Linked DNA regions of Mus musculus: region 1 is linked to region 2. A link is a loop called in an ENCODE intact Hi-C map of the cell type or tissue named here. Cell type or tissue: left cerebral cortex. All regions are shown on one strand. Links, peaks and the distances in the headings refer to the core of each region. The heading gives the core; the rest is flanking DNA.

What was found. Peaks named below come from ENCODE experiments on the same cell type or tissue, not always from the same donor. Only the 100,000 strongest peaks of a DNase experiment are listed, where the experiment ranks them.
Region 1: a loop joins it to region 2, with 4 times the contacts of the local background. A loop is called at or near these places in 6 of 42 quality-filtered maps.

What each region holds. Positions count from the first base shown.
Region 1 is chr5:110,853,400-110,858,777 of GRCm38, reverse strand. Chek2 (checkpoint kinase 2) reads right to left here. Exons shown (of 15, transcript NM_016681.4): 6 at 2,945-3,053; 7 at 351-404. Among named protein-coding and RNA genes, the nearest start is that of Chek2, 16 kb to the right of the region's middle. In left cerebral cortex, for the core only: no CTCF peak of the experiment used is centred there; a DNase peak (open chromatin) is centred at 2,193.
Region 2 is chr5:111,266,690-111,272,067 of GRCm38, reverse strand. It overlaps Ttc28 (tetratricopeptide repeat domain 28), which reads right to left. Exons shown (of 23, transcript NM_001267622.1): 14 at 729-873. Among named protein-coding and RNA genes, the nearest start is that of Gm35628, 35 kb to the right of the region's middle. In left cerebral cortex, for the core only: a CTCF peak has its summit at 2,178 (motif pointing right); DNase peaks (open chromatin) are centred at 1,617, 2,253 and 4,782; H3K27ac peaks cover 403 bases.

The DNA of each region.
Region 1 (5,378 bases), core at 160-5,159, 410 kb after region 2:
ATCTGTCAGATACCACTTACTCCAAAGAAAAGGTATTTAAAAGGACCCAGATTTCAAATATAACTAACTTCACAAGACTTTCATTTCTTTTGCAAATATAACTAACCTTTATAAGGTTTTTCTCAAGATCTCAATAAAAATACCGAGTAATAGATCATGAAGTCATGAAGCCTTTTACACAGGATTGAATTCTTAAAACTTTGAAGTAAAACTCGTCAGAGGTGAATAAGAGCCAGGTCCACGTGTCTTCTCACAAACATACAAAGGAGCCCAAATTAGCCTCCTATAGCAACACTTCGTATACTTCCTATATTTTGAGACAAGTTACGACGAGTGACAATGATACTTACATGATTTAGTTTCTTCAAAATTTCTATTTCAGTTTCCACACTGGGAGCTGTGTCCTTAAATAAACAAGGATAGCATTAGAGTACAACAGTAATAATAAAAATACAGTTAAACTTCATTTAGAATGGCTGAGTTACAAACCAGGCTCTGCTCAGACAGCAGACGCTAGACTACATATTTATGTAAAATAGACTTCAGCTAAGAAACCCAGATTTTAAATCTTTTATTTTTTATTTTTATTTTTTAAGATTTATTTATTTATTTATTGTGTGTACACTGTCGTTATCCTCAGACACAGCAGAAGAGGGCATTGGATTCCCATGACAGATGGCTGTGAGCCACCATGTGGTTGCTGGGAATTAAACTCAGGACCTCTGGAAGAGCAGTCACTGCTCTTAACTGCTGAGCCATCTCTCCAGCCCTAAAATCTTTTATAAATTTTTTTTTCACTTTATTTTATGTACATTGATTGGTGATTCACCTGCATGTGTGCCTGTGTGAGGATGTCCAGTACCAGGAAATTAGGGCTACACACTGCTGTAAGCCACCATGGCAGCCTAAGAATTGAACATGGATCATCTCGAGGACCAACAAGTGTTCTTAACCACTGAAGCATCTCTCTATCCCTCAACCCCAGATTAAAAATGTTTAAGTCCAGACCTTTTCTTTCCACTCTCACACTCATTACTACATTGCAGGGGCAGGGGTGAGGAGGTTCTGTTAATAGAGAGGTCATACAGGGTCCAATGACTGGAAGAGAACAATTAAGAAAAAAAATATTGGTTCTGGGGCTGGAGAAATGGCTCAGTGGTTTTGAACACTGACTGCTCTTCTGAAGGTCCTGAGTTCAAATCTCAGCAACCACATGGTGGCTCACAACCATCTGTAATGAGATCTGACACCTTCCTCTGGTGTGTCTGAAGATAGCTATAATGTAGTTACATATAATAATAAATCTTAAAAAAAAAACAGTAAAAAATAAAAACACATTTAAAAAAATTGGTTCTAAGTTTTCAACAACCTAGGAGATATCCTTTTCTCCCCTAAATGGGAAGCAAATCCAGAATTGTGAGGTCAAAGATCTGTAACAAATTGAACACAGACCGGAAATTCCTCCTGCCATGTAAGAATAGAATTATCTTGGGAAAAACAATTTGAAGAATGTTAAAGCCAGAAACAGCTGGCTGGAGAGGAAGACGTGCCTGGGCGCTGCTTTTACTTTACTTTGTCGGGTTATATGTGGGGAAAAAAATACAGTTGGCCACTTCACTCATTCGGTCAGTGTGGATTACAGAAAAAGTGACTAAATAGTTGCTGCATAAAAACACTTTACATTCTAAAAACCTGCAACTGAGAATTAAAAATGTCATCTCCATGGAAGAGTACTGGTCTGGTATTCCTTAATTCCAGAGTTTTATAAAAATGTGTTTCTATAACTAACTAACTCCTAGCCACCGCCACAACACCCAAAAGAGCAAAGAATTTGAAGTTACCTCAACAACCAAGCAAAGAATTATCTGCATAAATTATGAGGAAGTTTGGGGCATTCCTTCCCAGTGATGTCTTTGAGAATCAGTTTAAGTCTGTCTGATATTATCCAGAACATTTGTAGTGGTCACCTCAGAACCGGATCATATCAGGCAAAGTCCCTCAAATGCAACTGACTGTCTGGAGAACACCCAAGACCTTATAGAGCAAATGGGGTCTGCGGGGCGTAGAGAAAGAGACTACTATTTCTCCTTATTTACTATTTTCAAATTCAGATTTGCAGTCAGGGGAACTGTGCCATCAAACTGAGAGTAAAAAAATGGGGCCATCTCCGTCAGGAGTGGTAGCGCATGCCTGCAATCCTAGCATCCCAGGGGACGCCTTCCAGGATAGTCTGAGCTATGTGAGTCATAATCTCAAAAAGAAAAAAAAAAATGCTTTGAAGTAAAAAGTATCCGCCATAATTTGTAGAATGAGTGAAAATGCTACACTGTAGATACTGAGCACTTTACACGTTGTAACAAACGCTTTCAAAAGAAATATTGAGCATAGCACTTAGGTCAGGATTAAACCTAGCTTTCCTGAGATTATTTTTTCCTTCTCACTAGACCCCTTAACTCTCAAAAAGTTTCATTTCTGCTACAATGTCCCAAGCATTACTTCACCCGGTGCTTAGATAAAGCCGATGGGCGACTAGAAGCAGTTTCTGCGAGGTGGGCACATTGTTAATGGAAAGGTGAGCTGTCCATACGAGCTGAATTCACCTGTCTCTAAACACCACAGGGTCTCCACCAAGATGAGAGAGGCTGAAGGCAGCTGTGAGGCTGCACTGGCCATTAGACCCCCTTTCTCCCCTATCCCTTCATAGCGACTTTAAAATAAGAAAAAGCCTGTTACTATGCACAGGGTTACATACAACCAATTATTTCTAGAACTAAATTACAAATAAGTTTCTAGATTAAATAAAAGACACTTAAAAAGTGTTCAGTGCTGTTTGACAGTCAAAAATTGCTCCATCTAAGCCACCCAAGCTTCCGGAGGCTGAGACGTGCTCCAGGGTTCCTTAAGGAAGTGTGAGAGCCGGGCAGCTCCCGACACAGGTACTTACGGCTTCTCTCGATGAGCCAAGAGCAAACCTCCGCTTGCTAATGATCTTTATGGCCACTTTCTGACATGTCTTCCTCTCAAAAGCCATCTTTACCTCCCCACACGCACCACTAAGGGGAAACACACAGACAGTGACTTTTCCCGATGACTTTCATCATGAAACATACCATGTCAAACTCGGCCTTGATAGGAAGAAAAGAAGGAGCTGAGGAGGCTGTTCAGGTACTCGTCATGCAAATGCAGAATCTGACTTCAAACACCCAGCACCCACGTAAACCAAGCAAAAAAAAAAACCTCTTCCAGAAGCTTGTAGGACAGCCTGCCACACATGCACAGCAGAAACAGACAGAGACCCAGTCTCAAGGCAGAAAGGCAAGACCAACACCCAAGGCTGTCCTCTGACCTCCACACAAATTCTGTGGCCATGAAGTTATGTTATGCACTCTCTCTCTCTCTCTCTCTCTCTCTCTCTCTCTCTCTCTCTCTCTCTCACACACACACACACACACACACACACAGACAGGAAATTAAATATTGTCCATGTAACATTTTTTTTTTCATTGTCTCTATGCTCAAACTGAAACCTCACCAGAGTACACTGCCAAGAGCACACGGAGATGAAGAGCATCCAGCAGCACTGAGCTTGGAGTGACTTCAGTCTAATCAGAGCCCTTGATTGTGAAATTCCCAGAAAAACACTAAGAAAAAAAGAAAATTTACTTTCTCTAGGGGGGGGCAGAGAAATATCAATAGAAGAATCTTCCTGATCGAAAAATGAGTACCCATGCCGGGAGTAGCACATAACCGTCATTCAAGAGCTGAGAAGGCTGAGACAGAAGGAGAGCATCAAACCAAAGCCAAGGCCATCCAGGCCTGAATTAAAAGAAGTAAAACACAGCCAGGAGGTGGTGGCACAAGCCTTTAATCCCAGCCTCCAGAGGCAGAGACAGGAGGCTGAGTTCAAGGCCAGCCTGGTCTACAGAGTGAGTTCCAGGACAGCCAGGGCTACACAGAGAAACAAAAACAAACAAACAAAAGATAAAAACCAAAACAATGACCAACAAACAATTTGCATACATAGTTGGAAGCATGAATTTCACCTTATACCACGTCAGAAAGCGCTACACAATTACTCATCCTGTAGGAGCATTTCTTTCAAAGATTTCTGACTCACTGGGGACCACCGATGGCAGAGGATGTTATGCACACCATTCTTAGCCACAGTAAGCCTGTTCAGCAAAATTAAGGTCCAGCCTAGCAACGACCACTGCAGCATACAACCTGTCTGTAGTGAGCTATGATAATGACCAGTTTTGAGTGAGTATAGAAAAGGCTTCACATCTCTCTTATTGTGTTGCGTATATGTAACATTAAATGAGCCATGATAATGATTTTCAAGTGTAGGATTGAGCCATAGTCAGTATATATCCAACGCTCTGCAACTGCTACCATCTGGTTCCAATTAGGGAAACACCACTATACCTTTGCCCCTAGCGATCACTAAATGGCTTTCTTAAAAATTATCTGATGTTTCATATCCATGAAATCACACTTCTTTCGCTTAGCTTAATGCTTTCAAAGCTCATCCATGGTATAGCAACTACCAGTATGTCTTTATTACTTATCTGAGACTGGATCTTGATGTGTTTGTTTGCACTTAACTTCTCTAGGAGCTGGAACATCCCATTACAACCTCTCCCTAACTATCCCCTCACCCCTCGCTTTTGAGACAAAAGCCTTAGGAAGCTCAGGCTGTCCTTAAACAACTATTATGCCAAGGATAATATTAAACCCCTGATCTTACTGCTACATTTTTCAAGTTGTTGAATTCCAAGTATGCCTCCACCTTGCCCAGCTCTCTTTTTTCTGTTAGGGATTGAACTAAATATTTTACACTAAATTGCATGCCTACCTCAGAAGGGCAGGGGCTGACAAGATATATCCCAGCATGTAGAAATGATTGTCCCATATTCTGGGTAGGTTTTGGTCAACTTGGCTCAAAAGCGAAGATCATCTGCCAGAGGGGAATCTCACTTTTAAAAAATTGCCTCCATTATAGCGTCTGGTAGATAAGTCTGTGGGGCACTTTCTTGATGAATTTGGGACGGCCCAGCCCAGTCTGTGCGAGCCATGGGAACTGAGACAGTAAGCGGCGTTCCTCCATGGTTACTCGGCTTGAGCTCCTGAATCGGCTTCCCTCAGGGGTAGCGATCATAACATATAAGCCAAATATACACTTCACTCTCCAAGTTGCTTTTGGTCGGTGTTTATCACAGCAACAGGAAGTAGTCCTCCAGTGGCTGCCTCGATGGATGCAGCCATGTTGTTTTAGGGGAAGATTTTAGGACTTTGGAGCTTTGGGCTGGAAAAGCTACTGGGTACTCAGAGATTGGTGAGTTGTTCTGTAAACAATGCTGAGAGGAATGCAAACAACA
Region 2 (5,378 bases), core at 293-5,292:
AAGTCATCCCACAGCTGTTAGGCCAGGTGAAACACCGCTGGAGGACCAGGGAGGTGCCCATTCAGGGAATGGAGAAGTCATATGTGAACTGTGGTCTCTTAAGGATACACGGTGCCTGAGAGAGAGAGAGTTGCTGAGGGATGCTCCTGCCTCCTTAGAACAGCTGTCTGTGACTATCCTGCCTGAAACTGGCCCCTAAATTCTCAGACCCACCAAGGTCCCTGTACCACCCAAGAGCACTGTTTGAATTAAGCAGGGATATGGCAGGCTCATGTGGCTTGGATATGCCAGCAAGAGGGCAAGGTAGGCTGTAGTTGGTGTCTTTAGCACCAGACATTGGTTCTGTGTTTGAGACCCAGGCAAAGAGCAAGGGGGTGGCCTGGGTCAATCCAAATAAACATCTAAGATTAGGTAGGCGTGGCTGGCATTCATTCCTAGCACTGACACGTTGAGCCTCATGACCTATAGACCAGACGAGGAGCACACGAGGACACTGAGCCAAATGCGTTCAGCCCATGTAGAGCAGAGCAAAGCAAAGCACAAGCTCAGACCTGCCATCCTGACTATAAGCAGCCAGCGAAGAATGCATGTCCGTGGAGTGCTCTGGGGGTGCACATGCACACTGAACAGAAAAAATCCGCTGGGGGGGTGATGGTGCGCATGCGCACCAAGCAGAAAAACAAATGCATTCTGATACGAAGGGGTGTCATGTCCCAGGAGCCACTTACCCCTTCCATGGGTGCGATGAGCAGATCGTACAGGGCACGGAGTGGGGGCTTGGCCAGTGAGTTCTGCCTCCTGGGCAGAGAGGAGGTCCCATCCTTGCTGGGTGACACCGTACCACTGAACAAGCTTGTCATGCTCTGGCAGCTCCTGGGGAGACAGGACCAGGGTTGGAATCAAGCTCACCCTCCATCATTCTGGTTGCCCAGAGGCAGGGCCTCTCAGCATGCCTGTCACCTCCAGCTCGTGCTTGCCCCTTGCAGGGGTACTGTCATACAACATTGAGTTCTGTACAGAACAGCGTGCGTGCATCTCTGTGGTGTCAGCTATGTAATCAAACATCCCAGAGTGCTGGTCCCGCATGGCGCAATTGTGCTCCGTCAAAGACAGGGGTCAGGAAGGGTCAGTGCAGCGGCCAGGCTGACAAGGAAGATGACGTTCAGTAGCAGTGAACTCACTGCTGAAGTGACAAGACAAGGATCTGCTGGCCAAACCCAGCCAGACCCTGACAGGGACTCTCCATTTCACAGGGGTGCCCTGAGAGCAGCTGATTGGAAAGTTGCCTGTAGAGGAGGGGCACTCTGAGCAGCTATTAGGGGCAGTTTCACTAACACAGAGGCATCTTCAACCCCCAGGACCTCCAGGAGTCATACTCTCAAAGGGTGACAAGGACAACTACTGACTGATTCAGAAAATATGTTTAGGTTATTAAGTACTGCTAGGCAGAACCATGGTCTCCACTAAGCATGCAGGTAAATGGGGAGGAGGTGGCAGAATCCTCCTGGCAGCCTGGCTCGTGGCCTCAACGTGGCCAGCTGGTAGCACACTCTGTGAGACTGTCGAGTGTTAGCAGTGTATTGTTTCCACGGTATGCGGCAGGACCTGCACTGGCACGAACTGTGCCAGACGCCAGACAGAGCAGCAGGCTGTATGGCAAGTGCTCTGCCTGTTAGTTTTGTGACAGCTATTCAGTTGTTGCCAGAGGGCTTCCTCCGGGGCCAGTTGGAGGGGGCCTGTGTGCCTCCCCGGCTGTGGCTCCTGTGTTCTACTTTCTCCCTTAGGTCTTCCCCGTCCCACCTATTTCCTGGGGTGCAGCCATTCCCCTCTACTCGGGAAATATGATTACAAGTGACAGGGTGTGCTATAGCTTTGCTACCAGAGCCATTGGTGTACAGATGACCCTGGAGAGACACTCTGTATCCAGGGACAGTGCTCTCCGAAGGAGAGATGTGCACATTGTTCTCTGAAGACGTGCTTGAGCAGAGCATTGGCTCCCTTCTGGCTGTACAAGGGGGCTGGGTTCAGGGCTGGCACAGGACAGGCACCTTCCCACTTCCCATTGACCCAGCAGCAGGCCAGGTCCCCAAGGAAGTCCTCAGGGGCCCTCTCCAGTCTCTCATCTCTGCAGCTGCCCTGGGCAGGGCAGGGGTCAAGCTTTGTATGCCACTGGACTTGCACTATCACAGAGATCCAGCAGGTGGCGGTAGATCACTGTCTTGCCATCCAGTCCCAGCTCCACTTGGGACAGTGACAGCTAAGTCCCAGCTCCACTTGGGACAGCTAAGTGACAGCTCAGCCCCAGGAAGAGGGGGTTCCTTGGCTATGAACCCACTTTAGAGGACTGCAGAGCACAGCAGCCTGTGCTGTGCAGGGAGGAGGCAGGGCAGGTGCAACCCAGGGCGTATTGTTCACACACTGTTGGAAGAGGCGGCTGTCGGCTTGGTGTGACTAAGCCTGGTCTCCCCTGACAGACGCTGCTGTGCCCCTGAGCCCACCACCTTCCGCAGAAGCTTGGGATGGCAAGGGAGCTGGCATCTGTCCCTCCTGACACTGCTGCTCGGGGGCAGCATAGGGGCCCACTGACCTTACCTGTGCTTGGCATGGAGAGGTGAGACTACAGGCAGGGGCAGTAGCCTTCTCACCTATCCATGACAGCAACGTGGTCAGCCCTTTGCAGAGGCTCTACACCCCAAAGCAAGCCCACGGGGCGTTGCTCCCTGTGAGTTCACAAGGACCCCTCAGATATGTTGGGAGGAGCTGTCCGCAGGGGCCAGAATGATCCTGCTTTGCGCCTGGAGGAGCCTAAGCACACACAGGTGAGTGCTTGCTGGAGCTTTAGAAGCCCAGGGCCAGCATCTAAGGAGGGTGAGTGGGGTCTGGGAGACTGGACCACAGACTTTCCATCTGACAGGTCAGATCCTGTGCTGCCTCTTCATGTAGCTACGAGGCTCTGGGTGACTGCTTCTTCCAGGCAGCTGGAACAGCTGGATTCCTTGTAAGCCTGCTATCAGTGACAGCTATTCCATTGTTGCCTGAGAGAGCAAGCCAGAGGGACTTTCCTCCAGGGCCAGTTAGAGAAGGTGGGGCAAGCCTTCCCAGTTTCCTTTGAACCGTGCCCTTTACAGCTATGGGAAGAAGGGTCAACAGAGATCAGGGAAGTGCTACATTGTGCTGGTGCTTAGAGGCATCAGCTGAGCATCACAGGTGCCTTCTCTTTGCTGGGGTGGTACCTGACCAAAGGACCCTTCTATCCTTCCCCCACTCTCCAGTTAAGTGAGTCAGGCACATGTAAGTATGTAGTAGCAAGGTAGCCAGCACCTCGGGGGTGGAGAAAGAAATCCTAGAGCAAATCCAGTCTCTAGAGATGTGCAGCCCAGGGCGGGGGTGGGGGTGGGGTTGGGCAGACAGACCCAGAGAAAAAATGCAAGGGAGCAGGCAAAGACCTCTATACCCAAAGCACCAGGGAATCTTCGAAGAAGAGAGTACTCAGCTAGGAAAGCCAGACTTGGTCATGTCCCAATGCCAGGCAAAGATCTGGAGTCAGTAATGACAAGCCTGGGACTCCTCTGGGCCATACAGAGGGGACAGACTATGGAGAGAGTGGATGGCAGGGTCACGTAGAGGCTATCTGACTCCACTTAGCATCCTGAGAAGGGGTAAGACTGTGTGAGTGGGGGTCTGGAGACCACCCACTTGCCTCAGGGTATGGGTGAGGGATGAACCCCATCTTGCCACCACTCTGTTGGGAGTGACATGTCACGTAGTGCTGGCCACCTTGCAAGGCCCTCTTCCAGGATTGCATCACCACTCCCTGTGAACGGTGAATGCTCAGGCATGGGGTGGGGGTAGTCAGCATGGGGACCGGAAGCACCTGCAGGCCCACCTGCACACTGGCTCTTGTCCTTCCTAATGCCACGACCTTTAAATACAGTTCCTCATGTTGTGGTGACCCCCAACCATGAAATTATTTTTGTTGCTACCCCATAACTGTAACTTTGCTGCTGTTATGGATCTTGATGTAAATATCTGTGTTCTCTGATGGTCATAGGTGACCCCTGTGAGAGGGTCATTTGACCTCCGAAGGGGCTGACACCCACAGCACTAGCATATCCGGCTGGGGCTGGAGTTACCAGGCATGGGCTGTGGGGGGCAGAGTTGGGGTTTAGCGGCATCTCCAGCACTCACTGTCACCTGCAGCTGGGGAGTGTCATCCCTGGGACAGGGCCTCAGGTAGGGAGCTTCTGGGGCTGCTGAGCTGAGTCCACCTCCCAGTCTTCTATACAGTCTTGAGGGATTAGCATATTGTAGACAGGAAAGTGAATTAAGAAGTAATGAGGAGACACTCTTGTCTCCACGCTCAGCCTCGCTCTTGCCTGGCAAGAGGGCCATCAGCCATGCGATGCTGCCCACATACCAGGAAGCCAGCTGATGTTTGCAGAGTGGTCCTTAATTGCCACACTGAAGGGACATGGTGGGGGGGGGGGTCTGTGCACATGTTAGGACTGAGAAGGTGTCTACTAGGTGTCAACTACAGCCTGGTGAGGCCTGCATCTAGTTTTGGGCTTGCTGTTCTTGATCACAAGCCAAAATCTTATCCCTTGCCACCCAGGTGGAGAAGATGCCAAGTCTAGCCCAACCCCACACCTCCTTGCATCTGGCTGAGTCCTTCTAAGACAGAGGGACACCCCCACGGCCAAGAGGGAGGGAGGACCAGCTTGTCCCTCACGCTTTTGGCTTCTTTCCTAAAGTTGCTGGGCCCTGGGAAGGCAAACACACTGCTGTCACCCTGATAACACAATGACAGGAAACCAGGCTGCTACAGACAAGGTACACAGTGCCTACATGTAGGGCTGCCAAGAAAGGCTACCCACCCAGTCTAGTCCCTCTGGTCCCTCTGCACTCCCGAAATAGCCATCATCCCTTGAAGACAGGAATTATGAATTCTGACAAAATATGGCTAACATAAGCCTGGGGCCATAGCAATTTCACCCACAACCCACCCATCTGTTAAGTGGCAGGGAACTGGGTCAGGGTGGCTGGATGTGGAGAAGTTCATTTCTGGGCCACTTCTGTCTCCCACCCTGCTGGCTTCTTGGCTCCTTTTGGCCTCCTGAGTTGTAGGCCTGAGAGAAGCTGGCAGAGAGGTGAGAGCTACTCAACTTCTTCCTGAGGCTGGGCAGGCAGCTCAGACTTGGCATGGCAGGCCAACAACCCTGGACTCCACTGTATTAAAAACAGGAAGGTGGAGAGCCTGCACCGCCTCCATCTGAATTGTTGGTACAGAGGCAAAGCACCAGGCTTGCTGCTATAGCTCCGTGTCCCACGGAAGGAGCACAGGGACACGTGCTGCAGGGAGCACCTTGTGTTTGGGGCTG